Regions from separate parts of the Mus musculus genome. Here all the other regions are linked to region 3. Evidence: chromatin loops called from intact Hi-C (ENCODE). Cell type or tissue: heart. All regions are shown on one strand. Links, peaks and the distances in the headings refer to the core of each region. The heading gives the core; the rest is flanking DNA.

What was found. Hi-C counts contacts between places; a loop is a spot of excess contacts. Peaks named below come from ENCODE experiments on the same cell type or tissue, not always from the same donor. Only the 100,000 strongest peaks of a DNase experiment are listed, where the experiment ranks them.
Region 1: a loop joins it to region 3, with 4 times the contacts of the local background. A loop is called at or near these places in 7 of 42 quality-filtered maps.
Region 2: a loop joins it to region 3, with 4 times the contacts of the local background. A loop is called at or near these places in 16 of 42 quality-filtered maps.

What each region holds. Positions count from the first base shown.
Region 1 is chr2:120,604,153-120,614,466 of GRCm38, forward strand. Lrrc57 (leucine rich repeat containing 57) reads right to left here and starts at 5,206. Exons shown (of 6, transcript NM_001159612.1): 1 at 4,963-5,206; 2 at 4,766-4,871; 3 at 4,521-4,659; 4 at 3,647-3,915; 5 at 1,796-1,981; 6 at 86-1,106. The coding sequence starts at 4,849. The coding sequence ends at 1,065. Haus2 (HAUS augmin-like complex, subunit 2) reads left to right here and starts at 5,230. Exons shown (of 6, transcript NM_025475.3): 1 at 5,230-5,393; 2 at 8,186-8,278; 3 at 8,899-8,968. The coding sequence starts at 5,301. In heart, for the core only: CTCF peaks have their summits at 2,379 and 5,137; a DNase peak (open chromatin) is centred at 5,219; H3K4me3 peaks cover 2,369 bases; H3K27ac peaks cover 2,009 bases.
Region 2 is chr2:120,475,161-120,485,474 of GRCm38, forward strand. Capn3 (calpain 3) reads left to right here. Exons shown (of 24, transcript NM_007601.3): 2 at 5,523-5,592; 3 at 6,950-7,068; 4 at 9,331-9,464; 5 at 10,021-10,189. Among named protein-coding and RNA genes, the nearest start is that of 4931402G19Rik, 11 kb to the left of the region's middle. In heart, for the core only: a CTCF peak has its summit at 3,619 (motif pointing right); DNase peaks (open chromatin) are centred at 3,646 and 7,941; H3K27ac peaks cover 1,227 bases.
Region 3 is chr2:120,664,569-120,674,882 of GRCm38, forward strand. It overlaps Stard9 (START domain containing 9), which reads left to right. Exons shown (of 33, transcript NM_001370940.1): 4 at 312-428; 5 at 1,805-1,837; 6 at 1,926-1,987; 7 at 3,435-3,547; 8 at 6,512-6,581; 9 at 9,035-9,107. Among named protein-coding and RNA genes, the nearest start is that of Stard9, 41 kb to the left of the region's middle. In heart, for the core only: a CTCF peak has its summit at 5,951 (motif pointing left); no DNase peak of the experiment used is centred there.

The sequences.
Region 1 (10,314 bases), core at 1,558-9,557, 60 kb before region 3:
AGAGAGCAAAGAGAGAGGGTGTTGGGATCTCCATGGAGGTTAGGTTAAAAGTTCTTTAATTGATTAACATTACTTCCAGACAAAGTTCATTAAAAATATTTTATTTAGAATATTCTCTCATTCAGAGAGTAACTATGATAAACATAAGTTATTTTAAAATATTGTAGCAATGGTTTTCTTGAAGGTAATCTGATTAGTACAGTTATAAATACAAAAGGGGGAGGAGTTACCAGAAATAGCACATGATTTTTAACAAAGCTTCAGGAAAATCTTGATTATTAAAATTAATTTAAAATCCTACAAGTAGGCTGAGTGTAGCGCATGCCTACAATCCCAGCATGTGGGGGAGGGGAGAGGTGTGAGGTTGGGAGATTTTGAGTCTGAGGCCAGCCTGGGCTACATAGCAAAAACCTGTCTAAAAACAAAAATTTTGTATAATTTTTGCATATAGTTTTAGCTCTTTCAGAGCCTTCTACCAATAAGGCACCTGCAATAGTAAAAAAAAAAAAATTTGCTACTGCAGCCTTGGGGAACATTCTCGGTGGCTGTTGTGTTGGTGCTCCTTTGACAAAGGTCTCTTCAAGACAGCTACATATTTAGGTACATCCTAAGTTCCAAGTGTAAACACTGCTATTGAGTTAGTGTACAGGAACAAACACATTCATCCTTAGTCATACGTTTCCCACAAATTAGAATTTCATAAAAAATATGAAGTATTAACACAGAGGTGATGGGAAAGACTTTATGAAAGCTGACAGTTCGCAAACTCAAAGTCTCCAGCTATGGCAAGCAGCATTTCCTCCCTTCATGAACAGCAGGTTCCTTAGAGCCCAACTAATGATAGTTTTGAAGATCAACACTGGCCATGACCTACACGGCTCAAGATGAAGGGTTCTTCCTGTCTCCTACTCCTAAATCCCTTTCCTTCAGCTTATCTGACATAGTCCTAAAAAGGAAAAAGTCATTAAGTAAAATGTTCTCTGCAGTGTATCCAACATCAGGAGCCTTTGACTCAGTCAGATTTCAACAGAGGTTCCAAGTCTGTCCCATGATCCTGGAGAATATCATGCAAATTTCTTCTTGGTGGCTGTGAACCTCTCCATGTACTAAAAACATGAAAGAAAATTATACATATGGCATTTGGTGTAGACAAATATAAGAATCCTTTTTTTTTCAATGATTTATTTTTATTTTACGTAGTTTGGTGTTTTGACTGCATCTATATCTGTGTGAGGGTGTTGGATCCCCTGCAACAGGAGTTATGGATAGTTGGGAGCTGCCATGTGGGGGCTAGGAATTGAATCCTGGTCCTCTGAAAGAACAGTCAGTGCTCTTAACTCCTGAGCCATTTCTCCAGCCCCCCCTCCCCCAGGGATACTTTTTGACTTACGTTTTTATGTTTTTTTTTTCTTTTTAATTTGACTTGATTAATTTCATACAAAACTAACTCCTTTTCAAGGCAGAATCTCACTATGTAGCCCTGGGCTGGCCTTGGACTCAGATCTGCCTGCCTCTGCCTCCCAAGTGCTAGGATTAAAACCCTGCTCCAAACCTGGCAAAATCTACTTAAATTCATTAATTTTTGCCTCTTTTTTTTGGCTAGGAAACATCAAAAGATGCAGTGCGATAATCAATATGTGGAGAAAGTCACTTGGCACAATACAGTCTGGCCAAGTCTTAGAGCTACCTCCAAAACAAACTTGTCAAATGCTAACTGTAGACATCACTTAAGTTTAATCTCATTAGTTTTTTCTCTGGAGCAGGCACTAAAAATGTAAAAGATGTTAATACACACCTTATCATAACCCTCTAGTTCTCGAAGTTTCTTTATTTCAAAGAGATTGCCTTCCACAGCAAGCAGGCAGATTTGGGAGTCACTGAGGATGCTCTGTGGAAGCATGCTGAGCTCAAGGCAGTTCTCTTCCAGCCGGAGGACCTTGAGGCGAGGACAGCAGGATATCTTCACAGAGAGCTGAGAGATCTGTCAACAACCAAACAGTAAGAGGACAGAGAGCATAATGGCCACGTTACTACACTGAAACAGCTCTTGACTGTGTCCTAGTTTTTCTTTTACCGCCTCCGTTTTCTCACTACCTACTCGCACAGAAGCCTGTAACATACCTTCTGTTACTCCTCCACTTCCAAATTATTTGAAGGTTACCAGTAGCTTTTCAGAAATAAAAACCAATAATAAAAGCACTGTGTATTTATTGTAGGAAATAATGTAAGTTTAAGGGAAAAGCTTACCAGCAAGCTGCCACTCAGAAACAACCACATGAACATCTTGATACCTACCACTCTGCTGAAGCCAAAGTCATGCTTCCCACACTGCAGCATCTGCCTGGACTACCCATTTCTTGAGGCTCCCTCTAGTGCATGACTTCTGAATTTTTCCTGAAAATTTTTTGGGGGTGTCATTTTTTGTTGTTTGCTTTCTTTTTGTTTTTTTGAGACAGAATTTCTCTGAAGCACTGGCCTTGAACTTGCTCTGTAAACCAAGTTTGCCTCTAACTTAAGAGATCTCCCTGCCTCTGCCTCCTGAGTGTTGGGATGAAAGGCATGCATCACCACCACCCTTTTTATTTCTTTATAATTATATTCAAGCAGAAATAAATTCCTAATGCTTCCTATTTAACATTTAGAACCTTCTAGAAAACAATCATTCTTAAAACCATTTCACTTGTGACTTCAAAATCTGTATCAACAGTCCTGTGTACTAATCTCGAATACAGCTGTGTATCTACAGTTTTCACTAAAACTAAATTCTGGTCACTAAATTCTGTTGACTACCTGCATCTCAAACCATCACCTAGGAACTTACAGAAAATGCAGATTCTGCAGATTCTTAGACTTCTCACGTACTGAATCAAACACTTAGGTGACCTTAAGGTCCCCAGGTTATCCAAGTAAGGTCTGAGAAACTGGTCTAGTAGTAGGGAATGTGGAATTATTCAACGAATACCAATGACAGTTCTTTCCTAGAAATCTCAGGAAAAAGACAAAACCAACCTCAAAGGCTGAATATTATGCTAACTACAATTTAGCACAGTAATAACATGAACATAGTAGCTAATATACATGCATAATGTACATATACATAAATGCTAAAAACTCAAGGCTACCGAATCTCAAATGTTTCATCACTGTGCCTCATATCTGAAGCAGAGCACCATCTCCATACTAATGTTAACCAAGGAGCTTCAAAACATTTCACATGTAAAGTCGTCCAATTATAACGTAGCTCCAGAACAGCTATCACATGGATTTCTCAACAATTTCTAACGTCTGACTCTCAGATCCTATGGGTACAGGTCTCATTCCTACACTATATCACCCCTGACACGGCTCCTCACTAAATAATGGGTGTGAAAAGAAAATATCTGTAAAACCTTCGATAGGTTTAATTTTGTGTGTGTGTGTGTGTAATTATCTCACCCTGTTACTCCTTCCTCAAAACACTTTCAACACAATTACACAGCCACTATCAACCCACTCCATGATTCTGGGCATTGGAGTAAGTTCACCTTATATATCTTTTAGCTTCTAATTTCCAACTCCATGATTATCGTTTAAGGAACAAGAAATCAGAAGACCATAAATGCAAACATACACTGGGGAGAGGGGCAAAACAACACAAAGTATGGACCTGGTTCTGGTTGAGATTGAGTTCGATGGCCTGCAGCTCCCCAACTGTGTCAGGTATACTCCGAATCTGGTTTTTAGAGAGATCTACTACATCTAGATGTCTCAGGCAACAAAGCTGGGGGGGTAATGCTCCCAGCTGATTCCCAGAGAGGCTCAGCGTCTTCAGGGCAGACAACTGCCCAAAGGTAGATGGTAGCTCTCTCAGGTGATTGTTGTTGAGACTTAGTGTCTCTAGTTTTTTCAGATTGCATAATTCATCAGGTAGAACAGCTGGTGAAGAAGAAATTAAAAAACAAATCCGATAGAATTAATGACATTTATAAAAAGACAGTATGGTAGCCTGCTTCATCTTGTTTTTGAGACAGGATCTCATTAAGTTGTCTAGGATAGCCTTGAAATTAAGATCTTTCTGCCTCAACCTCTGAGTAGCTGGGGCTACTGTAGGTCTAAGTCACCAGGTCTGGCTTCTTACATAGAATTCTCACAGGTCATGTTTAGGTTTCACAAACTGTTTGGGAGGTTAAGAAGCCATCAAAATGCAGAAAATTGTGTATGTGTGTAAGGGGTTCCTTTTGCTTAGCTGTATTCTAAAAACGATCTGAGGGAGTTTAAAAGATCCTCCCATTCCACCCTGCCCCGAAATTAGATAACTGTTTATATCGATTCCCAAAGGTCTTCCAGGTCCAAATTAACCTAGTAATAATCATTATACCACCCAAAGAGGCTTTTATATTTAATTACAAGAGATTAAAGCTTCAATACTCTAACATTCTGCATCCCCTAAAATGATTTCATAACAAAAATCATCTAACAGGAAAAACACCCTTCATAACTGCTGATTACTAGCAAAAGCTGCCCAGACACAAATTCCATACTCAGTTTGTTGTTGTTGAGGGAGAGGCTCTTTAGCAGAGTGAACTTTCCTATTATCAGAGGCGGTAGGCTGTCAATCTTGTTGTTGGATAAATCGATGGTCCTAAGATTGCTTGTCAGCTTCTGCAACTCTGAGGGGAACTGGAGAAAGGAGCTCACAGTTTGGAAAAATCCTGCACCAATAGTCTTCGCCACCCCGCCAACCCTAGCCCTTTTAGTTTCTTGGTCCGGTCCCCTCAGGTCTCACCTCGGTCAGACCACGGTCTTTAAGCTGAAAGACACCAGTTTTCTGCGCTGTTTCCACATGAGCACGGAGAGCACTGTTACCCATCCTAGCGCCACGGCTCAGTTCCCTGCAGGAAAAGAAGCATAGCTGTCACCGCCTAGTCTAGACATACAGTCGTCGCTAAATCTCCCGTTTGGGTCTCCTGTCCCAATTGTCACCTTCTGCCTATCCCTACTTCCCTGGGGCCAGCCCAAGAGTGGCAAGGAGAAAACAGGCGAGCAGGCAGCGCTACCACAAGGTCCTGATGCTTTGGCAGCAGAGCTAAGGGCCAGGGAGCCTCCGATAGCTGCTGCCGGAACAGGGAGCTTGAGACTCGCCTCCTACCGCTCAGTGCAAAGAAGACTCCGCCAGGGAACACCGGGGACCCGCGCTCGCCTGAGACGCGCTCCCAGGGCTTCCGCCCGGGCAGGAACGCCCTGTGACATCATCAAACCGCGCGCCTGTTCGCGGTGTTGCCCCTCACTCCTCGCGCCAGTTCCAGAGGTGTGCGGAAGCCATGGCGGCCGCCAACCCGTGGGACCCAGCGTCCTCGCAGACTGCAGCTGGGTTACTGCTAAACCACTTGGTAGCTTCGGGCATAGTCACTAAGGTACGTGGGGGCGGCGATGGCGTCATCAAGGTGGCGACAGAATTCTGCTGTGAGGTGGTGGTCCTGGTTATGCGGGCGTGAGTGAGCCAGCTGAGGACTGTGACCATACTCCCGTGGGTTCTTCGAGTGTGAGGGACTGAGTGGCTGGTGCACTGAGTGACTGAGCACTCTGTTTTGAGTGCCTGCGGGTTATCCCAGGACGGTTTGTGGGAGATGGAACAGCGCTCCACTTTTTTTTTCTTCCAGTGACACTACCTCTAGAACAAGTGTTCCTAAGGCTGCGACCCTTTAATACAGTTCTTCTGTAGGACCCCCGATATGGGGACTCCTACTCTAGTCCAGGGATAGGGTGCACCCACGAACACACAAGAATCCTTCTTGTTGCAATACACACGAGGCTTTATTGGCAGAGCTCTGGGCCGACACGTACCTCACACAGGAGGCAGGGGAGTCGACCCCGAGTCTCCAGAGCTAGGGGTTTTTGTAAAAGAAAAAGGGATAGGGATGCGAGGAATTTTAACAAAGGTATGGGATTGGGTCATTCAAACATTAACAGTAAGATTACATGTCAGCCAAAGGGCATCCGGACCTTGTTCCTGTGGGCTGGGGGCTTAACTTTGTTCTCATAGCAACCAGGTGATGTATGAAGCAATGCTGGGCCTCCAAGAAAAGGCCAAAATCTTTCACAGCGTAATGCCATCACAGTTCACCCTTATTATTTTAGCACTATTTATTTAGAGACCGAGTCTTGCTGTGTAGCCCTAGATGGTCTGTAACTCACTATCCCTGGCATTACAGGTGTGTACCGCCATGCCTGGCTGTTAACTCACTTTATAAGATGATATGGCAAAGAGGAGAGGGTAATGGGATCTAATTCTTCCAGCTTGCTGAGAGATACTGGAAGATTTTTTAGTCTTTTTAGGTGTTTCCTTTTTTTTAATGGAGAGGTGTCCTCACTCTATCCTAGGCTAGCCTTGAACACTGAGCCATCTTCCTGCTTCCAGCTCCTAAGACTCCCAAGTCTCTCGTGTCAACCATATGGAGGGCTGAATTTAGATCCCTAACGCCCAAGTAAAAGCAGTATGTGATGGTGCGTGTCCTAGAGCTAGGGGCCAGATACAGGTGGGGCTTGCTGGCTAGCTAGTCTAACCCAATCTATGTTACTATTGGGGTCTGGGCTAGAAAGATTTAGGTTCCTGGCCTCTTATCTAAAGAATTGAAAACAGCTTTATTCTGAGGGAAGGAATAACACAGAATATAGAGAGATATAGCATCAAGATTGAAAGCAGAACACTACAAAGGTCCCAGGTTATAGCCTGAGCTCTAAAGGAAGGAATTGTTTACATACAGGCATGGTTTGAGTGGTTCTCTACTCTTTTTTTTTTTAAGATATATTTATTTTGTAAATGATTATTATATATATATGAATGTATGTGTATCATGTGCATGCCTGTTGCCCATGGAGGTCAGAAGAAAGCATTGGATCCCCATGGAACTGGAGTAAGCCCCCATGTGGTTGCTGGGAATTGAACCTGGGTCCTCTGCAAGAACAACAAATGCTCTTAAATGCCAAGCCAGCTTTCTTTCCAGTCCTGTTTCTCTACTTTGGTTGATAGATTAGGTCAAACATTCTTTTCTTCTAGTGTCCATGTTCCTTCCTATAGCATCTGATTTTAATCATATGTATACTGTAGTGCTTTGAGTGAAAATGGCCTCTATAGACTCATATATTTGAATACCTAGTACCCATTTGATGGAAGGATTTCACCTGTTTGGGAAATATTAGGAAATGTGGTCTTGGTGGAGGATGTTTGTCTTTGAGCGTGGGCTTGGAGGCTCTTTTGGCCTCATGCTTATCTCTCAACACGTAAGTTCTCAGCTTCTTCTCCCATGCTATTTCTGTCTGCAACCATGCTGTCTGTCAAGATAGTCATAGACTCATAGACTCTTAACTTATGGAAGCATGAGCCCAAAAATTAAATGCTTATGGAGGTCAGGTGATTAATGGAGTTTTGGCTGAAGTCCAACTCACTGTTAGGTCCATTGAGTTCCCAAACTTATCCTGTAGTTATTTCCCCAGTTCCAGAATGTATATTTGGGATAAATATACTTAGAAGTCGGCAGAATTCCCATATTGGTTTCCTGACTTGTGGAGTGAGGGCTATTATGTTTTGAAAGGCCAAATGGAAGACATCGAAGTTGCCTCTACCAGGAAAAATAGTGAATCAAAGACAGTATTACATCCTAGGAGGAATTGCAGAAATTAGCAACACAACCAAGGACCTAAAAGATGCAGGGGTGGTTGTTTACAACACATTTCCTTTTAACTATCCTATCTGGCCAGTACAGAGGACAGATGGATCATGGAGAGTGACACTATGACCATCAAAAATTTAATCCAGCTGGGCACTGGTGGGACATCCCTTTAATATCAGCACACAGATATGCAAAACATTCTCTCTCCCTCTCTCTCTCTCTCTGCATATGTGTGTATCTGTCTGTCTGTCTGTCTGTCTGTCTTGTGCACACACACACATACACACAAACATGGTGTTATGCTGTTCACTTAGAAAATAGAGGTGTGAAGGTTAGAAGTTGTAGGACATCCTTGGCTGTACAGCAAGCTCAAGGCTAGCTTGGGCTGCATGAGTCCTCATCAAAAATAAAAACAGATTTTAATATGTTCTTTATGTTAGCTGCAGCTGTGAACATACTATCGTTTTAGTCCCTTGTGTTGTATCTCGGTGTGCTAACTTTGAAACTTCTATGCTTTCCCTGATTATTTACCATAGGAGATGTTAGATGTATCTAAGAAAATGGCTCCTTGCTTTGTGAACTTTTCCAGATTACAACAGATCTCAGATATTCAAGCTGAAATCTACCAGGTAAATTATGAACTTTTCACTTCTACTTCTCCATTTAAAAAGTGTGGTGTATGCTGGGTTGTATTTTAGAGAAAATGTGGGTGCTTAGCTACAAGAGTCCTTGGGTTTGATGCCCGACTTTAAACTAAACCAAACAAAACACTTCTTAATTTTTTTTGAATAGTGTTCTTTTGCAATTAAAACAATGTTTAAGGCCGGGCGTGGTGGTGCACGCCTTTAATCCCAGCACTCGGGAGGCAGAGGCAGGCGGATTTCTGAGTTGGAGGCCAGCCTGGTCTACAAAGTGGGTTCCAGGACAGCCAGGGCTATACAGAGAAACCCTGTCTCGAAAAACCAAAAAAAAAAAAAAAAAAAAAAAAAAACAATGTTTAGTGCATGGCTGATAGGGACTTGTTCTATTAGTTAATTGTAGAACAGGAAGTCAAGATACCAAAATGAAAGCTCCAACGATTTTCCTGGCTATCATATAAAGCACCCTTCCATCCTTCCATCCCATTTAAGGAATATATTTATGTCTTGTACCATGTTTCTGTAGCTTGTCCATTTTTATCAGTGTTTTAAGATTCTAACTTCAGGACGTTTTCTGAGTGAGCTAAAGTTTACTTTTGTTCCTCATGTAGAACAATCTGGAACTTGAACTTTTGAAGCTAGAAAAGGATACAGCAGATCTTATTCATCCTTCCCATTTGAGTAAGTTTGCTTAAGAGAACAATCACTAGGATTTCAGCTTGCTCTTGAATTATACCAGCATATAAACACCACGCAGTAGAATTCTAATGTCATAATCTTTCCCAGGTATTGCCCCATAGACATGCCCTAACATGTTTTCAGGGTTATTGTTTCATTTTTTAGGCAGGGTCTTACTATGTACCTTTAGCTATGTAGTTCTAGCTATGAACCAGTCCAGTTGATTGACTAGTGGAAACAGTATACAGACATGGCCTGACTGACTTCTCTGCTAATCTGGAGCTTAATGATGTACAAGGAAAAAAAGATTTACTTCACTCATGGGTTTGGAGGGACACGGTAGCTCAGCTGTAGTGATGCCATTCTAGCACTGGAGGTCTTGACAAGAAGGGACATAATATTGCAGGACAAGAATTCAGAGAATCCAGGGATCAGTTTCACTCTTCTATAACATCGGTTCCAAGAGAACTAACCAGTAATCAGAAACTGGGCAGAACTAAGTTTTTGTTTATGTTTTTTGTTTTGTTTTGAAGCTCAAACAAGCAGAGTTTAAGAAGAAGAATATTGAGATGGCTCATTTGTTGAGATCACTGGCTCATACACATACTCATACACATACACATAAAAGCAACACTTTTCATTTTTAAAAAGTAGTAAAATAATAGCACTTTGCAGCAGGAAGGGTTTTGTTTATTTGTTTGTTGTGAGACAAGGTCTCACTATGAAGGCTAGACAAGGCTGGTCTTAAACCCCTGAGATCCACCTGCCTCTGCCTCCTTAATATTTTGACTAAAGTCATGTGCAGGTGGATCTGCATACCTAGCAGGAAGGGGTCTTGAAAATTAGTTGCGCTAAGTTCTTTACAAGGTTGTTGCCCTCACCGATATAATTGCTCCCTATTCCTATTGAAAGCTCAACCCTCATCCCAAACCCACCACACTGAAGACTAAGCTGTCAACACCTAAATGCTGTGGGACACACTCAAATGTTTCCAAACTATAGTAACTTCTCAAAAACAGAAGATCAGTGTTAAATTCTCTGAAAGTGCTGTATATATAGCTGAAATTGGTAGAGAACTTGTTTGGCATGTGTGAGGCTCTGGATTTAATTCCTAGCACTCCATATATAGTCTGGTGGCACATACCTTTAACCCCAGCACTAGGGAGGTGGAGGCAGTGAGAAGTTCAGGGTCACCCCCCCCCCCAAAAAAAAAGAAGAAGCAGAGATCCTTGCCACCAACCCTGAGGATCTAAGTTTAGTCCCCAGGATCTACATGGTACATGTGCTATAGCATGTGTGCATGTACCCACACACAAATAGTAAATGGAGCAAAACAAGTTGGGCCAGAT
Region 2 (10,314 bases), core at 1,511-9,510, 190 kb before region 3:
ATAGGGAGGTATAATGTCAAGATGGACGGCAGGCCATGTGAGTGCTCATGGACCTAACTCATGTTTGGAATTTTCTTTTATGATATGGGAGAGAAGGAGGAATTGATTACTAAGGGTATAGTTTGGGCAATTTATTTTGATTGATAGACTAGGCCATACATTTATTTTCCCTACTGTGCCTGTTCCTTCCCACAATGCGTCTGATTTTGGTCTCTCTCTCTCACATACACACTTATATACAAACACACACATACACACTCAAATAATACATTCACATTCACACACACACACACCGAGAGAGAGAGAGAGAGAGAGAGAGAGAGAGAGAGAGAGAGAGAATAATATACACAGAGAGGATAATAAATAAATAAATAAATGCAGAAGCCAGCCCATACCTCAACTTGGGGATATTTGAATCCTGAGATTAGGCCACAAAAACTTGGATTTTTATTTGTTTGTTTGTTAAATTTTGGTTTGCTTTTGCTTGTTTGTTTTGCTTTTGTTACAGTCTTCCTCTATAATTAATGGTGGCTTAGGACTCTCCACGATGGCCAGGCTGGCCTATAACTCAAAGAAATCCTCCTGCCTCAACTTCTCAAGTGCTGGGATTGTAGGTCTGTACCATCACACCCACTGGAAAGCTGCATTTCACATGGCTGTAGCATTTAATGTGGATGCCAGAAGTTCTGACTACGCTTTAAGTTTCACGGAGTAGATGTTGGCAGAGGATGTCAGTGAACTGGTGGGGACTGGACAGCCTAGCATGCAGCCTGCCAGTCTCACCTTCCCGGTGTCTTCAGTTCTCTCTGTAAACGTAATGACAGTGTGGGGAAGCCACGCACTCTTAGGATAGTACCCCAGCACACACAGGCTGGGATGCAACTCAGTAGGGAAAGAGCTGGCTTAGTATGTGTGAGGTCCTGGGTTTGATCCCAAGCACCACCCAACCAGATGCACTAGTCCATGCCTGTGCTCTCAGGACTAGGGAGGTGGAGACAGGAGGATGAAAAGTTCAAGGTCATCTTGAGCTACATAGTAAGTTTGAGGCCAGCCCAGGCTACCTGAGAACCCCTGTCTCACAATCAAAGTGAAACATAAAACACAAACAACAGAAAGCGCTCCAACCCACATTTACCTGCTGCTCCCAACTCACACATTTCCTACCCAGGGATGCTAATCGTAAAGCATTAGGTGTTTGCATTCGCCCTGGAGTCAACTGTAATAGGGATGCTTGCCCTCTGCATCCTCATAGATCTGAGCCCCTAAGGTCTGCAGGGGGTGGGGCAGGAACATCGGGAGAAGGAGGCTTCATTACCCTCAGACAAAGGCTTGCAGCAGATTCCTCCTATGCATTCAGCAGCCTGTATAGGATTAGTGTATACAGCATGTTTAGAAGGCCCCATGCTATATCCCATTGACCGCCAGTGTCAAAGGCATGAATGCCTTTTGCTGAGGCAAGGGGAGCTCTCTGAAACTATATTTTCTCTTTTTAAAGCAAGAGTCCCAGCAAGGCTGTTGGAGGTGCCCTAAAGGTCCACAAGGCATTGTTATCTGTCCCCTGAGCCATCTCTGGCTGGCTCGCTCCCCCTCCCTGACTCCTTTCCGACTTGCCTGTGTTGCCCCTAGACCATGGGCTCAGGGGCCTCTGGACAAAGCTGCTGACTCTGACCACAGCCTTTCTCTGGACCGTGTTCATTTGCATCAAGCTGCTGAGGGTGGAGGAGCTATATAGGCTCTGGGCCATTCACCAGAGGATTAGGCCTGGGCTGAGGGTGCAGCTGGAGAGGCCGCAGGGAAGGCCGGGTTCCGCTGTTGGTCATCATGCCCTACCTGCTGCCGGGATTCTTCTGTGACAGGGTGATCCGAGAAAGGGACAGGAGAAATGGAGAGGGCACTGTCTCACAACCTCTCAAGTTTGAGGGGCAGGATTTTGTCGTTCTCAAACAACAGTGTCTGGCTCAGAAGTGCCTCTTTGAAGACCGTGTCTTCCCAGCAGGTGTGCAGGCCCTTGGCTCCCATGAGCTGAGCCAGAAAGCCAAGATGAAGGCCATCACTTGGAAGAGGCCAAAGGTAGGGATAAAGGGGGCATGGAATCTGTAGACAGATGTTGGGGAACTGGGAGTAAAGTGGTCAGAGCGTGGGGCTGTGGATTCACCCCAACTCTGAGCAACTAGCTTATTAATGTCCCCCTTACCCATAAGCCCCAGCTCCAAATACCTAACTTCTTATGCTAGAAGCTAAGGATGTTGTTTTCTATTCCTGAACTGCGTGGCGAGGGTTAGGATGGCCTTTAGATCCCTGAGATTATATTTAAGAGTGCCAATGCATTGATTTAAATTCCCATAAGATTCGTAGGTAGAATCAGCTCGGTTCTTCCCGAGACCAGGAGTTTGGGGAGGGAAGAGTGGAGTGGTGAAGAGAACAGAGGCTTGAAGTTTCAGGTCCACAGAAGGGATGGACAGTGAATTGACAGGAGGCTGGAGGCGAGCCTTAGCCTTCTGGACGAAGCTGGTTCATTAGCATGGTGTCAAGTCTGCTTAAACAGAAAAGTCCCCGCTGACCAGCCAGACAGTTGATCCAGGCTGCCCTATCAAGGGGCATCCTAGGAGCCCCAGCATGGCAGCAGGAGGACGTCAAAGCCCTTCTTCCTGCAAGGCGGTGCCTATAGCTGCAAGGGAGCCTGCTATATTTAGAGCTGGCAAGGAGTGTGCGTGTGCGTGTGCGTGAGTGTGTGTGTGTGTGTGTGTGTGTGTGTGTGTGTGTGTGTGTGAAAACCCAGAACATCTGCAAGGCACATTCTTTACTGTATATGCAATTTTTAATTAGTTAAATTACTTTTTAAATTTTTAATTAAATTTTAAATTAATTTTACAATTACAGGATTACATAAAAACTGTAAAGATAGCGCTGGGCTCCCATGTGTAGTCCCTCTTACCTGTGCTTTTCACTCTCTGCAGTTTTTGCTGACCTGTAGTCAACTGGGGTGCGAAAATACTAAATGGGAAATTCTTGAAATACTTCAGAAGTTTTAAATAACCTCCACTATTGTACATTGTTTTAATTATTCTATTTTATTGTAGTATTAGTCATCTCTCATTGATTTATGAGTTAAACTATTGGTGTGTGTATAGGAAGGAGTCTAATGATCTATATGGGCATTGGTCATAACCACAGTTTCAGATTCCTGGGGGTCTTGGGATATACCCCACAAGTAAGGAGACCGCTACCTTTAGTCCAGTTTTCCTTGTTATATCATGACCTGTACCTCGGCGATCAGTAAGATTGATTTGTTATTGAAAACAAAGTCCACACGTTATTTCCTTAGGGTTCTTCCTCTGTCTTTTTATGTTCCAAGACTCCTCCCTTGTATTCACTTATGTGTCTTGTGTCCTTAGCCTCCCCTCTCAAGTTTTCCTGGTTTCCAATGAGCTGTGCACTTTCACAGAGCACTAATCAGGTATTTTGTAAAACACCTCTCATGGCATCTCTCTCGAATTTTCTTCCGAGTAGGCTGAACTTATGGATTTGTTTGGGTTTTTTTATATATAATTTTTTATTTATTTTAAAGTAGCTGAGTATTTAAGTATGTGTATACCACATGCAGTGCTCATGGTGGCCACTGGATGGCACTGGAGCCCTTATAACTGACCATTACAGACCAACTGAGCTACAGACCATTGGAAGGCAGGTGCTCAACAAAGGCTGAGCCATCTCTCCAGCCCTGGGCTTATGTGCTTTGAGGAGGCTGATCGCAGAGGTCAGGCACAGACTGTAAAATGCCTCCTCACTGCTCACATTGACTACTTTGATATGTTGCACTGCTTTGGGTGCAGAAAGTCTTATAATTCTGCATGAGAGGTCTGTGTACTCTGTGTGTCTCTGTGTAGCCCTTTATACCAATACTGACTTATGCCTATTCATTGCCAGGAGAGCTATGGTATGATATGGATGTGCCTTTCTATGTAGTAGGATGGAGACAACCTTGAGTGTGAGGGCAGAGCTCAGCTCACTTGGGAGAATTGTGTAGTTGTGAGGAAGGAGAAAGACAGTGAGACAGAAAGACAGAGGACATGTCTAATTAGGGTTTCTATTGCTGTGATGAAACACCATGACCAAGACAACTTGGGCAGCAAAGTGTTTATTTCAGGTCACACTTCCAGGTAAGGAACGGCCCATCACTGAGGGAACTCAGGGCAGAAACTCAAACAGAGCAGGAACCTGGAGGCAGGAGATGATGCAGAGGCCATGGAGGGGTGCTGCTTACTGGCTTGCTCTTCATGGCTTGCTCAGCCAGCTTTCTTATAGAACCCAGTATCATCAGCCCAGCGATGGCCCCACCCACGATGGTCTGGGCCCTCCCCCCTCAATCACTAATTTAGAAAATGCCCTACAATCACATCTTATGGAGGCATTTTTCTCAGTTGAGGCTCCCTCCTTTCAGATAACTTTACTGTGTCAAGCTGACATAAAACTAGCTAGCACAGAACACTTCACAGGAATAACAAGGTTTCTTGAAGCTGTGAAGAACAACATTAAAAATCAAAACACTGAATCTTTAATGAGTTTAAAAGTTTTTTAAAAAATTGCCGGGTGTGGTGGTGCACGCCTCCTTTAATCCCAGCACTCGGGAGGCAGAGGCAGGCGGATTTCTGAGTTCAAGGCCAGCCTGGTCTACAGAGTGAGTTCCAGGACAGCCAGGGCTACACAGAGAAACCCTGTCTCGAAAAACAAACAAACAAAACAAAAACAAAAAAATTTAAAACGAAGCAGACACTGAATGAAATCAAGAGTGCTGTCTGTTGGCTGCTGATGGGCGTGACTTAGCCCATGGGCTTGGAAACTGCAGCTGCCACCATTGCTGCTGTGGGTGTGTTTGCCCCTTCCAACTGGGGAGGGGGGAAGAGGTGAGGCTCTCGTGGGGTTTACAGTCTGCTTCCGCAACTGCCAAGGCCTGTGTCCGGATTTCTAAAAAGGGAAGATTGTTCTCCTCCTCCTCCTCCTCCTCCTCCTCCTCCTCCTCCTCCTCCTCCTGCTCCTCCTCCTCCTCCTCCTCCTGCTCCTCCTCCTCCTCCTCTTCCATCCTGTGCCCCAGTTTACAGAAAACAAAGCCATAAGTTCTGCAGCCTCTTGCCCGTCCCCCCTCTCAAAGAACATTCTACCCAGTACGTGGTATGGAAAGAAGAGGGGACAGCTTTGAGGCTCTTACCTCCTCTGACCCTCAGATGTTTATTGTTCATTTTGAGACAGAGTCTCCCAATGAAGCCCGGGCTGACCTTGAACTAGCCATGCTCCTGCCTCAGCTCCTCCAGTGCTGGGATTACAGCTGTGCACCAATACACCAACTTCTGAGCTTCAGCTTTCTGGTTTCAAAAGAAGAGCGCTGGCTCTCCTCTTGGATGGCTGTGGAGGCCGGGGAGGGGGACAGTGAGTGTAAATCTTTGGCCCCCAGTGCAGTAGGCCATCAGCTCAGCCAGGACTCCTACAATGGTGTTACAATGGTTGTTTCTGTTTTGATTTCACAGGAAATTTGTGAGAATCCCCGGTTTATCATTGGTGGAGCCAACAGGACTGACATCTGCCAAGGAGATCTAGGTAGGAAAAATCCTCTATGTCCTACCAGGTGACCCAGGGTTAGTTAACCTGAGAGATCTCTATTCAGGATGGGAAGGGATAAATTCTGGTTTCTCTTTTAGTGCATCTCCTAATATTTTAAAATAATTTTTATTTATTTATTTAGTGAGTGAGTGTGTCTGTCTGTCTGTCTGTCTGTGTGCACATACCATGGCCTATACCTGTGAAGGTCAAAGGACACCTTGTGGGGGCCAGGTTTTTCCTTCTTCCGTGTGGCATCTGGAGGTCAGTCTCAGGTCCTCAGATCAGGCATCTCCACACTAAAGGAAGTCTTTTGGCAGAGGCGGCGTCTGCCATGTAGAGGAGAGGACAAGGTTCTGTCACCTTGTCGTCTGGACTGTTCTGAGTCCCTTCCTCTCCTCCACCTTTTGTTCTGGAAGCATCCTCCCTAGGCAGACTGTAGGAGAGCTCTGTGAAGAGAAACTGGAGAGAACATTAAAGGACTATTTAAAACTTGACCCAAAAAAAGCAGGAACAACTGAAAAATACCTATCACTTTGTTCCAGAAAGGGAGGCTGAGAACACCTCAGGTACAGTGGCTTCTGGCATCTGAGGGACACTGCCTGGAGGGTGTGGACAAATTAATCCCTGAGCCCTCAAACCAATACACTGCTTCTGAGCTGAGTCAAGGCAGGGAGATAGGGGGTTTGGGTGGTTACAAGCCTCTCTTCCCACCAGCAGTGTGGCAGCTAGCCTGTGCCCCCAGTAGAGCTATGGAATTGTCAGGGTACCAGGCATGTCCCTTTGGCAGCCTTAGTGACCTGTGTAGAATGGTTCTGTGGCAGCTAGCTGCCCAACACCCCTGCCTTCTGACACACGTCTGCTTAGCTGATGGTTCTCTAATACTGTTTTCCGTGATGCCAGAAGGGGAAATGGGCTCACCCTACAAAGACAGAGGACAGCCATAATTACCACTGTTGTCTCTACTGAGACCATAGAAGGAAGTGACTTATTTATTTATTTATTTACAATGTAAAAAGCAAGAGGAATTTATTGTTCCAACATGTTGCGGTTGCCCTGCACATGGAGAGAGAGAATGACCAGGAAGTGTTTTATTAAAGGAGGAATCCATTGCCTAACTTAGGAAAGCCTGTCTTGAGAGAATGAGTTACCCGGTCCTCGTGCTGCTCGTGCCGTTGAGGAGCTCCTGTCCCTGACAGTCTCCTTGCTTGAGCTCACACCTACTTGAGGGCAGGCAGGAAGCAGGGCAGTGGGCATCCCGAGTCATTAGCTATGGGGAGCTTCTTACTGGGGCTGGCAGGGCTCTTCTGAGAGGGGAAGCCCCCATCTGACTACCTGGGTCTGTTTTTGCTTGCAGGGGACTGCTGGTTTCTTGCAGCCATCGCCTGCCTGACCCTGAATGAGCGGCTGCTTTTCCGAGTTATACCCCATGATCAAAGTTTCACTGAAAACTACGCAGGGATCTTCCACTTCCAGGTGAGGAAATGGGGGTGTGGTTGAGACAGCAGCCATACCTCAGTTAAAGATAACCTCAGAGAAGGCACCAAAATGTTCCGTGCTGTAGTAAGGAGGTGACCTTCTCTTGTCTGTAGTCTGTCTGGTGTCTGTGTCTCTCTCTGTGTGTGTGTGTGTGTGTGTGTGTGTGTGTGTGTGTGTGTGTGTGTGTGTGACCCATCTGTCCTTGTTGCCTGTGTATCTAATGAATGTATGTGTTTGCTGTCATGTCTGTGTTTTTTCTCATCTGTGCCTGTGTCATATGTCTGTTGCCTAGTTGTATGTGTGTGTGTGTGTCTGTCTGTCTGTCTGTCTGTCTGAATCTGTGCCTAACAGAGGGCTTTGGTTTGTATTCATTGAACAGTACAGAAATTCTTTGCAGAAATCTTGAACAGATTTTTACAAGGAAAGAAATCACTTTATTGACCTCAAATCACCCAGAGAATCAAAAGCACAAACCCACAGACATATTATCAACTTACATCCACGTGTGGCTTCCAAAATGGGGTAGTTGTTGCGTACCGTTGCTTCCAACCTCTTGGCTGTTTTCAGGAAATTATTACCACAGCGTGCATAATCTTAGGTCATGGTAATAGTAAAGTACATAACTTGAGATTAAAGCTGTGTGTTTAGCTTAGGTTATAAAGGCTGATTACTTGGGAAATCGAAAGCATAATGAGGTTGGCTGCTCTGTTCTCTGAAAGGCCCATTAAACTTCCCCAGGCTGAGTGCAGAGAGGCCAGCAGGCTAAGTACATAGCCCTAAATGATCTCAAGGCATATTATTAACTTGGCTGCAAGGTCCCGGAAACGTTCAGTCTCTTCTGAGTCAAGAGATATTTTCAGACAAGTATAGCACCACCCAGCCACAGTCTGGCCACCCTGGGTCTCCCGGCCTTGACTTCCCAGCTGGCTCAGGAAAGGTTCTACACACCTACCTGTGGGCAATGACCCACTTACAGCTACAAGCTTGCAAAGAAGCAGGTGTTTATCTGTGCCCTCCAACTTACATACTTTCCACTGTGCCCCAGAAAGGGGGAGAGAAAGTCATCCAGGCTGCTGGCTTGAGTGCCTATTCTTGTCCTCCAGCTGGCTGGCTGCTATGTTATTGCCTGAAGCCCCCCCCCCTCAAACAGGTTCTTAAGATGCTCAGCCTGAAAGTGTTGGATTTTTTTTTTCTGTGATCCCTGGCTCATGACCCTGTACCCTTGACAGAGGAGTCTATTTACCTTCCTACTGCTATCACTTACCTTTCTAGGTCTTACCAGAAAATTCTGGTCTTCTGGGCATTTAGTGGCTGGTTTGACCCAGCCCTGAAAGTATTGGTTCTAGAATTAATTTATCCATTAGAATTTTTCTGGGCACTGATCATCTTGATGCAGAGACAAATTCTGGGTTGGATCAGAACAGATCTGAGACCTGCATGTGGGGCTCTGGAACTTTCTGTGGTTCTGAGCAGCGTGCCTCTGGCCCTGAAACTTCCTAGTGTCGAGAATGACTCAAACTGATCAGCTGACATCCCACTCCTATGGTACCTCAGCATATCCAGTGCACTCCCCTTTTCCATTTTAGCCATCAATCAATAAATAAATCAGTTGGGTGTGGTGGCACAGACCTATAATGCCAGCACTCAGGAGGCAGAGACAGGAAGATCAAGATAAGTTCGAGGCTAGCCTGGGTACCTAGTAAAAACAAGTTGTTTATCTGTGACCCCTGACTTCTCATCCTTGACGATGTGCCATGGGAAGGGAGGGAGGAAGGCATACTGCCTGCTGACCTGTGTGCCTCAAACACAATAGAAAGGAAGGGAGGAGGGGAGGGGAGGAAAGAAGAAAATGGGATAAAGAGAAATACTTTAGTTAGCCCTACAGCTTTCCTTAATCATGAGTTCTCAATCCTGGGCGGGCACTGGAATCACTTGGGATACACGAATGTATTTAAACTAGGTCTGTCCCAGACCTATGGGCAAGGGAGAAAAGTCTCAAACCCTAAGATATTCAGAGGACCTACTATGTCTAGAACTGGGCTGGGCTTTTGACAGACACTAAGGGATATGCAGTTTCCTGTTTTGCAGAAGTTCATGGCCTAGTTAGAGATAGATTTACACACTCAAAAGCCAGACTAGAATGAACAAGCTTCAGGATGCAAAGCCCAGGAAATGGTAGGGTTTTGGCTCAGAGTCCTATAGGATGTGGGATCAGGTAAGGGAGTGCACAGGGGTGACTGGGCTTCTTTCTTCTTGCAGTTCTGGCGCTATGGAGACTGGGTAGATGTGGTCATTGACGACTGTCTGCCAACATACAACAATCAGCTGGTTTTCACCAAATCCAACCACCGCAATGAGTTCTGGAGTGCTCTCCTTGAGAAGGCTTATGCCAAGTAAGGCAACATTTAGGATGGGAAACATTTAGGACTACAGGGGTGGGGGATATGGATTTCAAGATTCAGCCAAAGTCTCCTTCACATGGGGCTAGGCATGTGAATGCATGCTCATGTGGATTGTGGGAGTCCAGTAAAGAGCCCGAGTCAGCTTGAGATCAGGACTGGGCAGTAGGAGCCCTATCTGAAAAACATAAAAGCAAAAAGATATAAAGATGTGTGCAGTAAGTCTTCAGCTTCCTACAGTCAGCTCTTTGATCCTGCCTTCATCATGGTGTTTCAAGTCTTCTTCATCAGCTCATTGCTTCTCTGGAGTTCAGCTCCTAGGATCTTACTTGCTTAAAACCATATACTTGTAGCACATTCATAAGACCAGGTTGTCTCTTACCTTAGCCCTCCACCTCCGCCACTAGATTTAGCAGATAGTGGAAGAGGGCTGTGGGAAATGGGGACCGTCATGACAATGCTTCTGGCCCTCTCTGGCCTAGAGTTAACTCAGCTTGTCATACTTCCTGGAACTCCTAGACTCCAGACTGCCTTTTGTCCTCTCTCCAAGGCTCCATGGCTCCTATGAAGCTCTGAAAGGTGGGAATACCACAGAAGCCATGGAGGACTTCACAGGAGGGGTGACAGAGTTTTTTGAGATCAAGGATGCTCCGAGTGACATGTACAAGATTATGAGGAAAGCTATCGAGAGAGGCTCCCTCATGGGCTGCTCCATTGACGTAAGTGTGATTCCAGGGAGGCCCTTCACTCAGCTAACAACAACACACAGCTTCCTCCTGAGATGGGGTGGATGCTGTAAAAGCAAGAGCCACATTGGTGAGATGGCTCGCTGGTAATGACACTT
Region 3 (10,314 bases), core at 1,582-9,581:
TTCAGAGGACCCAGTTCAGTTCCTAGTACTCAGATAGCTCACAACTGTCTGTAACTTCAATCCTATGGGATTGTGTGTAATACTCTACATGCATATATACAGAAATAATTAAAAATAAATCTTTAGAAAGTACTAGAAAATATGCACCTTTAAAAATTTTTTCCGTTACAATCTTTTTCCTGAAGTTGAATTGATTCTTATGAAATGATTGAGTTTAGATTCAATATCTTATATTTTTTAGATTAAAAATATTTCTAAATGTGCTCTGGGAAAATGGGCCAATGACAAGCTGTCTGCTTTTGTTGTTACAGGTGTTCCGGGACTTGGGAACTGAAGTACTGTCTGGAGCAGCCAAAGGCTACAACATATGTCTCTTTGCCTATGGGCAGACAGGCTCTGGGAAGACATATACCATGCTGGGGACTCCAGTGAGTATTGGCACTGAAGTGAACTTTTTTTTTTTTTTTTTTTTTTGTTTTTTCGGACAGAGTTTCTCTGTGTAGCCCTGGCTGTCCTGGAACTCACTCTATAGACCATGCTGGCCTCGAACTCAGAAATTCGCCTGCCTCTGCCTCCCAAGTGCTGGGATTAAAGGCATGTGCCACCATGTCAACTACACTCACGGTAGCTGTTTTCAGACACCAGAAGAGGGCATCAGATTTCATTACAGATGGTTGTGAGCCACCATGTGGTTGCTGGGACTTGAACTCAGGATCTCTGGAAGAGCAGTCAGTGCTCTTAACCACTGAGCCATCTCTCTAGCCCAAGGATAGCATTCTTAATAATACCTTTTCTGATGTTAGGTGTGGTAGTGCACACCTTTAATCCTGGCAGAGGCAGGAGGATCTCTGTGAGTTCAAGACCAGCTTGGACTATAAAATAAATCCAGGACAGCCAGAACTGTTATACAGAGAAATCCTGCCTTGCAAAACAAACAAACAAACAAACAAACAAGTCTATCCTTTGTTTTAGATTTAGAAGTATGCCAATGAGATGACTTGGGCAGTGGTTGACAGATAACCTTGCATAGGGACAGTCTGAAATAGCCACTTCTCTGTGAAGTGTTTCCTCATTGTTTCCTTTGTCCATGAGTAGTGTGGTTTCAGATATTTGAAATTAAAAGAAGAAATTGGGGGCTGGTGAGATGGCTCAGTGGGTAAGAGCACCCGACTGCTCTTCCAAAGGTCGGAAGTTCAAATCCCAGCAACCACATGGTGGCTCACAACCATCCGTAACAAGATCTGACTCCCTCTTCTGGAGTGTCTGAAGACAGCTACAGTGTACTTACATATAATAACTTACATATAATAAATAAATAAATAAATAAATCTTTAAAAAAAAAAGAAGAAGAAGAAATTGCCCAATGAACCAAGGAGAATAAAACTTTAAACCTCTGGATATGAGGTAGAGGAAATAGCAGCTTCTTTGAATTTCTGCACAGTTTTGCAGAGGGTGTTCGTTCATGTGTCCAGTGTCTAGGGGTAGCAGTAGGGATCTAGAAGGGACCACATTAGTAGTGTGAACTCATCTAAGCACGATGAAGTTCACTGCAGGAAAGCATATGCCTAGGTTTCCTGCTTCTCTTATTTGTCTTATGGTGATAATCTGCCCCTCGTCTGTATGTCCGTCCCTTTTGTTAGTCTCTCCTGAAAGTGCCAGCAAGTAGTCTTCTATACACTGCTGTATAGGCTAGCTCGCACACACAGCCACCCTGTGTGCTCAGGGACTCCAGGTGCTTTGTGGTAAGATGAGGGCATGTGGGCAGTGTGGGTCAACAGTAATGCTTTCCTTTTCTTGTCACCAGGCCTCTGTTGGGCTGACTCCGAGGATATGTGAGGTATAGATTCTCTTTGGGTCACGTCCTCCCCCCGTGGGCTTCCTATGTCAGCTTCCTTCAGTAAAGCCTAACGCTCTGGTCTGTGCAGGGTCTCTTCATCAGGGAGGATGACTGTGCCTCTCAGCCTTGTTCCCGTAGCATAAAAGTAAGGTAAGAGCTCAAGCCCCAGACCCCAGATGTCCCATTTCCATCCCCAGCTCCTTTCACGTCAGGGTCAGCAGAGGGGTGGAGAAAATCCGCAGAGGACACATCATGCAGTATAGGAAATGGGACACATACTAAGCCTTTGGGTTGCCCCGGACTAGCCCATCAGGTTCCTCCTGTGCCTCTGTTCCCCTCACTTCCTGTTGTCTCACTCTTGCTTTTGGGATTCCCCTCCTAACCCTTGTTGGCTCATTCTGGAGATTTCAGACCGACTTTCCAGACTAGTGCTAGGTACAAGGTTTTGTTTTGTTTTGTTTTGTCAGACAGCATCATGCTATGTAACCTAGGCTGGCCTCAGACCCTTTATCCTGCTGTTTTACCCTCCCAAGTGTTGTAGTTATAAGCATGATCCTCTATGGCCTAGCAAAACAAAGTTTTACCAAGCTGCATTGAGAAAAATATTGATATATGATTACTAGGTTTTCTTTTCTTTTCTTTCTTCCTTTCTTTCTATCTTCCTTTTTTAATAATTTTATTTGTATGAGTACACTGTCGCTGTCTTCAGACACACCAGAAGAGGGCATCAGATTCCATTACAGATGGTTGTGAGCCACCATGTGGTTGCTGGAAATGGAACTCAGGACCTCTGGAAGAGCAGTCAGTGCATCTCTCTAGCCCTCTTTTTTCCCCCCTCTCTTCCTCCTTCCTACCATCTTTCCTTCCTTCCTTTTTTTCTTTCTTTTCTGAGACAGTTTCTCTGCATATCCCGACTGTCATAGGACTAACTCTGTAGACCAGGCTAGCCTCAAACTCACAGACATCAGCACACTTTCTGCCTCCTGAGTACTGGGATTCAAGGTGTGCACCACCACTGCCTGACTTTATTAGTTTTTCTTTAAACCTTGTATTCTCCTTCCTTTCTCACCTCCTCTCTTCCCTTCCTGTTATATGTAATCATTATTGGTTTAGTTAAAAATGAAATAGATCTCTAGACAGTATAACATCTTGTTCACAGTCTTGATGTGTAGAACAGATTAGAGTTGTCCAGCTGACAGCAAGGCCAAGGGTGGGACCTTCACATTTAATTTCCTCTGTTGGCTTAGTAGTGGACCTTGAGATGAGGCGTTTAAGTTATGAGCCTGTGGTGTATGGGAACCATTCTCATTCAAAGCACCACAACCTCCCTCACCTCCCCCAAATAGTGCCTAGTTGGTGAATTAGGGGCCAAGCATTTAAATGCCTGAGACTGTAAGCATTTCTCATTCAAATTACCACAAGCACATATACCGCTTTTGCAAAGGGTTGTTTTATTTCCAGCATTCATGACTGATGCCCTGGCTTGGTTGAAGTCTTAAGGTTATCAGAGCCAGAACAGGAAACCTTGTGGTTCTCAGTTTAGTATTTTTCCTTTTTCTACAGAATCTAATGGCCATGCCTTTTTTTGTGTCTTTAGCTTCCTAGAAATCTACAACGAACGGGTGAGAGATCTTTTGAAACAATCCAATCAAAATAAGTCCTATACCTTAAGGGTCAGGGAGCACCCAGAGATGGGACCCTACGTCCAAGGTGAGCTTCTGTGATCGTGGGAATTGGAGAGCCCCCTGAAGTTTAGGAAGTTCTCCTAATGTTTGATAACTTTCTCAGCATGTGAAGTGAAGGTTTTCTGTGTGCTGGCTACTGTGCTGGACATTGCTGACATGACATGGCAAGCTTCACAGGCAAGCTTAAATTCTGCTGAAAGTGTCATGAGGCAAACAATTGCACGTTGTGACAAAGGTTTATAAAGTAGCTAGATACAGCTATTGAGAAGACCCCTGAAGCCAGGCATGGTGGTATATAACCTTTAGTCCCAGCACTTGGGAGGCAGAGGCAGGTGAAGCCAATCTGCTCAATAGAGCAAGTTCCAGGAGAGCGGAGACAACCGGGTTACACAGAGAAACCCTTGTCTCAAAACACCAAAAAGAGGAAGAGGAGGAGGAGGAGGAGGAGGAGGAGGAAAGACCCCTGTAATCTTAGCAGGTGGATTTCTGTGAGTTCGAGGTCAGCCAGTCTACAGAGTAAGTTCTAGGACATCTACATAGAGAAATCGTGTATTAAAAAACCAAAAAGAATAAACTGTAAAAAAAAAAAAAAAGACTCCTGGGACATGTAGGCAACTGAACCTCTGTGTGTGGTCAAGAGAAGCTCTTCTGACAGATCTGACAGGTAACAATTGATGCTGACTAAGCAAAGATTTAATTATTATGTATGTAGTGCTCTGTCTGCATGTATGTGAGCTGTCACATTGTTGCTGGGAATTGAACTCAGGATGTCTAGAGGAGCAGCCAGTGCTCTTAATCTCTGAACCATCTCTCCAGCTGTCAGGGTGAGCTTTTAAGCACAGAAAGACAAACAAACAAACAAAGCCTCCACATCTTGGTTTAACACACCTTAGCAAGAACAGTCAGCCAAGAAGAGGAACTCCAGAAGCCAAAACAGAAGGATAGTATGTTTAGTGACTTTCTTGGAACTCTGGACTTGCGTGGATTAGGCCTTTGTTCTCGTTTTGGCAGGTGTTAAGGTCTACACGCTAGGCTCTTAGTCCGAGCGGTGCCTCTGTACTTCTAGCATGGTGTCAGTTATGCTAAGGTCTGGGGCCTGTAACTCATTCCTCACAGTGTCTGCTAACTTAAATCCTGATGAGGAGAGACATAAGAACTCTCCTGAACAGGCATGGCTGATAGATGGTCAGCGGCATTCTCTGACTCTGCTACCAAGTGTTTCTTCCCCCCGGCAGCCTGGACTCATAAAAATGCCCCTTTTAATTTTATTTTCCATGTAAAACAATACTGTCAAATAGATACATCAGTGCTCAGACTCCACATTTCAAACCATTCCCTGCTGCTCGCTCTCTCTCCTTTTCTTCCTGTTTCTCTCTGCCCTCCCTCCTCTTCAGACACAGCCAGGAGACCTCAGCCTACCTCCACTTGACTTTCCAGTTTCCACTGGCATTTTGCTGTCTTGTCTGATAAGTCCTTGAAAATACCAGCCAGCATGGCTTTAAAATCTGCCTGGTAATTCCAGTGCCCTCATCTTCCTTGGGGATCTTTCATTTATATTCCCAGGTTTACATGTATGTTTGAATTGCTAGTGAGTTTTGTGGCAGTCAGTATTTGTAAAGCTGCTCTTAGGAATTGGTCTTCCTTTCTTCTTCTAAGTCCCTTTGAGCACTAGGGTCTAAGAAGTAAGTTAGGACCCAGTAGAAGGCACGAGAAGCTCAGTGGCAGACTTTGGGAAGGCTTATTTACTTCTACCCCAACTCCCTCTTGTCTTGTAGTCCTTTGGGTTTCTTTCTATAAGGACTGATGTCTAAGCAGGCATTATATATAATCTCTGCACTCAGGAGGCTGGGGGAAAGGGATTTTCTTGAGTCCAAGGGCATCCTGGGCTAGAGTTGAGACCCTATTTCAAAAAATAAAACAAACAAAAATTGAGGGGGTGGGCAATTTGGGTTTGCTGTGAACTGTAACCCTTGTCCCTTGATTTCTGGAAAATTGCTCAGAAAATTGATTGCAGCTACTACCTGCAGTTTAGTCACTATTCAGGTCTGTTTGTCAGGTTTTACTATACATTTATTTAGCAGTAGACCTATGGCACTGTCTTGTCCCTGGGGCTCTGATGCTCAGCAGAGGTTCTCTAGCACTGGTAAGTGCTGTAGGTGGCTTTGCCATAAGGATTTTCTTTGTGTCAGTAGGCTCACTTCCACCTGTCTGAAGCCTTCTCATTCTGTAGTGGCTTGTCGTAGCCTTGCTTCACCCACAGAGCCCACCCTGACCACTGCTCTGATTTGCTTGGCATGTTTGTAGCAACATTTCTATTTCTGTAGCGTTTGTCTATAATGTGTCATATCATGCAATTTTATGTTGTAAACTGTGAAAGAAGAGAAACATATTTACTATGTATTTTGTATGCTAAGCTGAGTCTGCCACCTTGTGGGTAAAATACCACTTTCCTATCAGGAATTTTGTGAGGCCCAACAATAATATGAGAATGAGATTTCTTCTAACTTCTGTAGTAAAGCTGTAAGGAGTTTTTTGTTGTTGTTGTAAGCATGGCCACTGCATGAATTCTAAACTATAATCTTTGTGGAAATACGCCGGTCACTTGATGAGAGGTTTCCATACATATTTATTAATTTTTACCTGAGTAATCTTAGTCAGGATTCCTCATTCTAGCTTATCAAGTGATATGATATAAGAATGATAAGTAAATTAAAAATTAAAAAATAATTAGAGCTGGAAAGATGGCTCATTGGGTCTAGAGGCTTTTGCCCTCAAACCTGATGACCTAAGTTCCATGCCTAGATCCTCCCTGTGGAGGGAGAAAAATGACTCCTGTAATTGTCCTCTGACTGCACATGTGCAATATGGTGGGCCTGCATTTAAACTCATATAGGAAATAATAGGTAAGTGTTGTAAGAAGAATGTCAGAAGCCACAGGAAAAGTTAGTTTACCAGAAGTTTCATGTGATTTCTTTTCTCCCTCCACAAGGTCTGTCTCAGCATGTTGTTACCAACTATCAGCAGGTTATCCAGCTCCTGGAGGCAGGGATAGCAAACAGGTAAGACGTTTGTTGGGTGGGGTGTTTCTGCAGCCTGCTTTTGCAATCCTGTGTTTTCCTGTCCTTTGGAAAGCATGGCCAAAGGAGAGTTCGGGGGCCACCTTTGTAGTGATCTCTCTGCACTTCTCTGCAGTGTACAGCCAGGTCTTCTCAGATCAAGAACATGGTTAAGTTACTGCTCTTCGCACTACAAAGGAAATAGAGTTTGTTCTGGACATGATAATATTGGGTAGAACTGTCTTCTCAGCTTGGCAAAAATGAATATAGGATAAAATGATTCATAAAACCATTTTTTCTTGTAGTTTTCCAAACTTGTGAGGTTATAGGCACATGAAACTAAGAGATTAACTTACATGCTCCTAACACTACTCTGCAGTGTGATAGCATCTCATGTTTTCAACTACTGTGAGGACTTAAAATATTACTAATAAGTGCCATCTAGGGAAGCTGTTTTCCCTGGGAAGAGATGTTTATCCTGTTATTTATCCTGTTACTACTAGGCCCTTTAGCTGAAAGACAAAGGAAATAACTTAAATTTAACATTCTAGTCCCAGAATTTCATGGAACTTTCTTAGAAGAAAGTTTTGCCTGGTCTTCAGGATAAGCTGAGCTCTTGAATTATTAAGAGTTATGATTCAAGCTGGTTGTGTTGGTACATACCAGGTGGACCTTTGTGAGTTTGAGGTCAGCCTGGTCTACATAGCTAGTTCCAGGGCAGCCAAGGCTATACAGAGACACCTTGGAGGTTGAGGACCTAGCTCAGTGGGAGAGCACTTGGGTTTAGTACTCAGTTCCAGGGGAGGGGGAAGAGGAGGAGGAGGAGGAGGAGGAGGAGGAGAGGAAGAAGAAGATGATGATAATAGAGTCCTGCTCTCAAAAAAACAAAACAAAAATTAAAAAACAAAACAACAAGAGTTAAGATGCAGGTGGGCATGATGATACATACATGCCTGTGATGCCAACAGTGGGAGAGGCTGAAGCAGGATGATTCAGTTTGAGACCTGCCTAGGTTGCATAATATGTTTAAGGACCAAGGTTCAATTTTCAGCACCCAGTGAAGGCTAACAGCAGTCTGTACCTTCCACTTCCAGGGCAGCATATGAAACCTCTTTTGATCTTTTCAGGTACTAAGTATGTATGTATATATATATTTATATATACATATATACATATATACATTTAGCCCTCTGCATATATATATGGTACATATATACATGCATTCATACATGTAAAATAGACAAATCTAAATCTAAAAAAATTTTTTTTGAAAAAATAAAAAGGAGTGTGAGGAGCTGGTGTGTAGTTCAGTATGAGTCCAGCACTGTGGAAAACAGATGTGATGATTCACAGCTGTAATCCAGCATTCAGAGATGGAAATAAGAAGTTCAAAGCCCATCTCAGCCACATACTTGAGGCTACCCTGGGCTACGTGAGGGAACGGGAACTGGAATGTGACTCAGTGGTAGCATGGCTGCCTAGCATGCGCCCTCGGTTAATCCGAAGTGCCAACAAATGAACAAACGGGATAAATATAAGAGTTAGGTTCATTTAGCCCTCTGCATCCTTGAGTATAGGAACACCTCATAGACTTTTAGCCTTTTCTGTCCTCTAAATCCTTAGAAGTCAGTGAAATATAGTCTGAGATAGTTTTAACTAGAGGAATCATTGATCTAGATTTAGGTAAGGAGAGACTCGGTAGCTTTAGGGTTTAACACTGGAATGGATTTCTAAGATCCGCTGTGAGTTCCACATTTAAACATGGCTTCAGTGTAATTCAAGATCCAAATTCAAAAGGCTTTCTGACACTGTTGGGTGAATTCTCTGCTTTATAGCTTAGCTGTCTGCGAGGCTTCTGCAGCGTACTTACTACGCACACTTGTTTTTTTCTATATGTGTGCTGGTGTTGGTTTTTTAAAATAGTTATTTACTTCTTTGTGTATTTGTGTGTGTGTGTATATAGACTCAATGTCAAGTGTCTTTCTCTATTGCCTCCCACCTTACTTTTGAGGCAGGGTCTCTTACTGAATTTGGAGCTCACTGATTGGCTAGACCAGAGCTGCTTAGTAAGCCCCTCTGAGATCCTCCTGCCTCTACCTCCCAGCATTGGGGTCACAGACCTGTGCCACTATGCCTAGCTTTTTACATCGATGCTGGGCTGGCTTCTGCCTTCTTTGGACCACTTTTTTGAAATTTATTTTTATATGTATGATTGTCTTGCCTGAATGTATGTGTACCACGTGTGTGCTATGCCCACAGAAGCCAGAAGTAGATGTCAGTTCCCTGGAGCTGGAGTTACAGATGGTTGTGAGCTGCCATGTGGTTGCTGGGGGTTGAATTCAGATTGTCAGGCCTGGCAGCGGGGACCTTCACTCACTAAACCATCTCACTGACCACAGTCCCACCATGGTGACTTACATGGTCCTTGCAGTAACTGTCTTGCCTTGTGTCTCCAGGATCACAGCAGCCACCCATGTTCACGAGGCCAGCAGCAGATCCCATGCCATCTTCACTATCCACTGCACACAGGTTGGTTGCTCCTCCCTACTGGAGGGTTTCTTTCTCTTCTTGTGCCTTGTGGTTCCTTTCTCGCATACCTTTTGCCTTGTTTCCCTCCTCCCTTTATCCTTACACATTCTCTAATACCATTGGCTTCTTTAATATCTTCTGCTTATCTTCTGCTCAGGACAGTTCAGAATATTTCCACACTTATTAGATCAGTATGGGCTTGTCTAAAATGAAAGTCAAGGTTGAAATGAAAGCACATATTAAAATGAAGAAAGCATAAATTTCACTTCCCATATGATGGAGTGAGAAGATTGACAGGTGCAGCTTCCAAAGACAAGTGTAAAACAGGAGAAAACTATTTCTGAATTCCGAGAGACTAGAGGCATACGGCAAAGTACACACCCAGGATGTACAGGATGGCGAGGAAAAACAGCACAGATATATGGTATTCTTGACTTGGCTTCTCCCATGCCCAAGCTCATCTCTGGATGCTCCAGTGAGGAAGTTCATTGTAGAAGGTAAGGCCTGAGGGTTAGCAATAGCCATTGCAGCCTTCAGAGTGGCTCACTTGATTTTGTGAGGTTAGTTATAATGAGTACCTTGCGGGAGCCAGGGACAAGCAGATCGGTGATTTCCTTAGCTTTCAATGTGGATCCTTTTCATTTAAGTCATGAACTGCCAGACTGGGGACTTAACAGGGAATTCTGAGAGGTGATACAGGTGTAGTAGGTTTAATAATAACTCTGCTCCCATTGTTCATGTCAGACAGCTCACAACCACATGCAATTTCAGGGGGTCCAGCTTCCTCCTTGGGCACTAGCACTAATGTGAGCATACCCCCTCCACACAAATTAAAAATAAAAAAATCTTTAAAAAAATAAGACTAAATAGATCAAAATCACTCACATAGTCCTGATTTGACTGAGCCTGTACATATTTATAGAGGAAGCACAAATGAGCACTGTGGCTAGTGAATACTGAAGTATCCTGATCTTTTAATGCATTTCCCTGCTGACATGAAGTTCAGTCAGCAGAGACTAGAAGTCTAATTGAATCAAAACATGGAAGTACTTGGGAAGTACAAGCAGGAAGATCAGGAATTCAAAATCAGTCTGGGCTATAACAAGTTCAAGGCCACCGGGCAAGTTGGCACACACCTTTAATCCAGCATTTAGGAGGGAGAGACAGGTGGATCTCTGTAAATTTGAGCCCTGGTCTACAAAGCTAG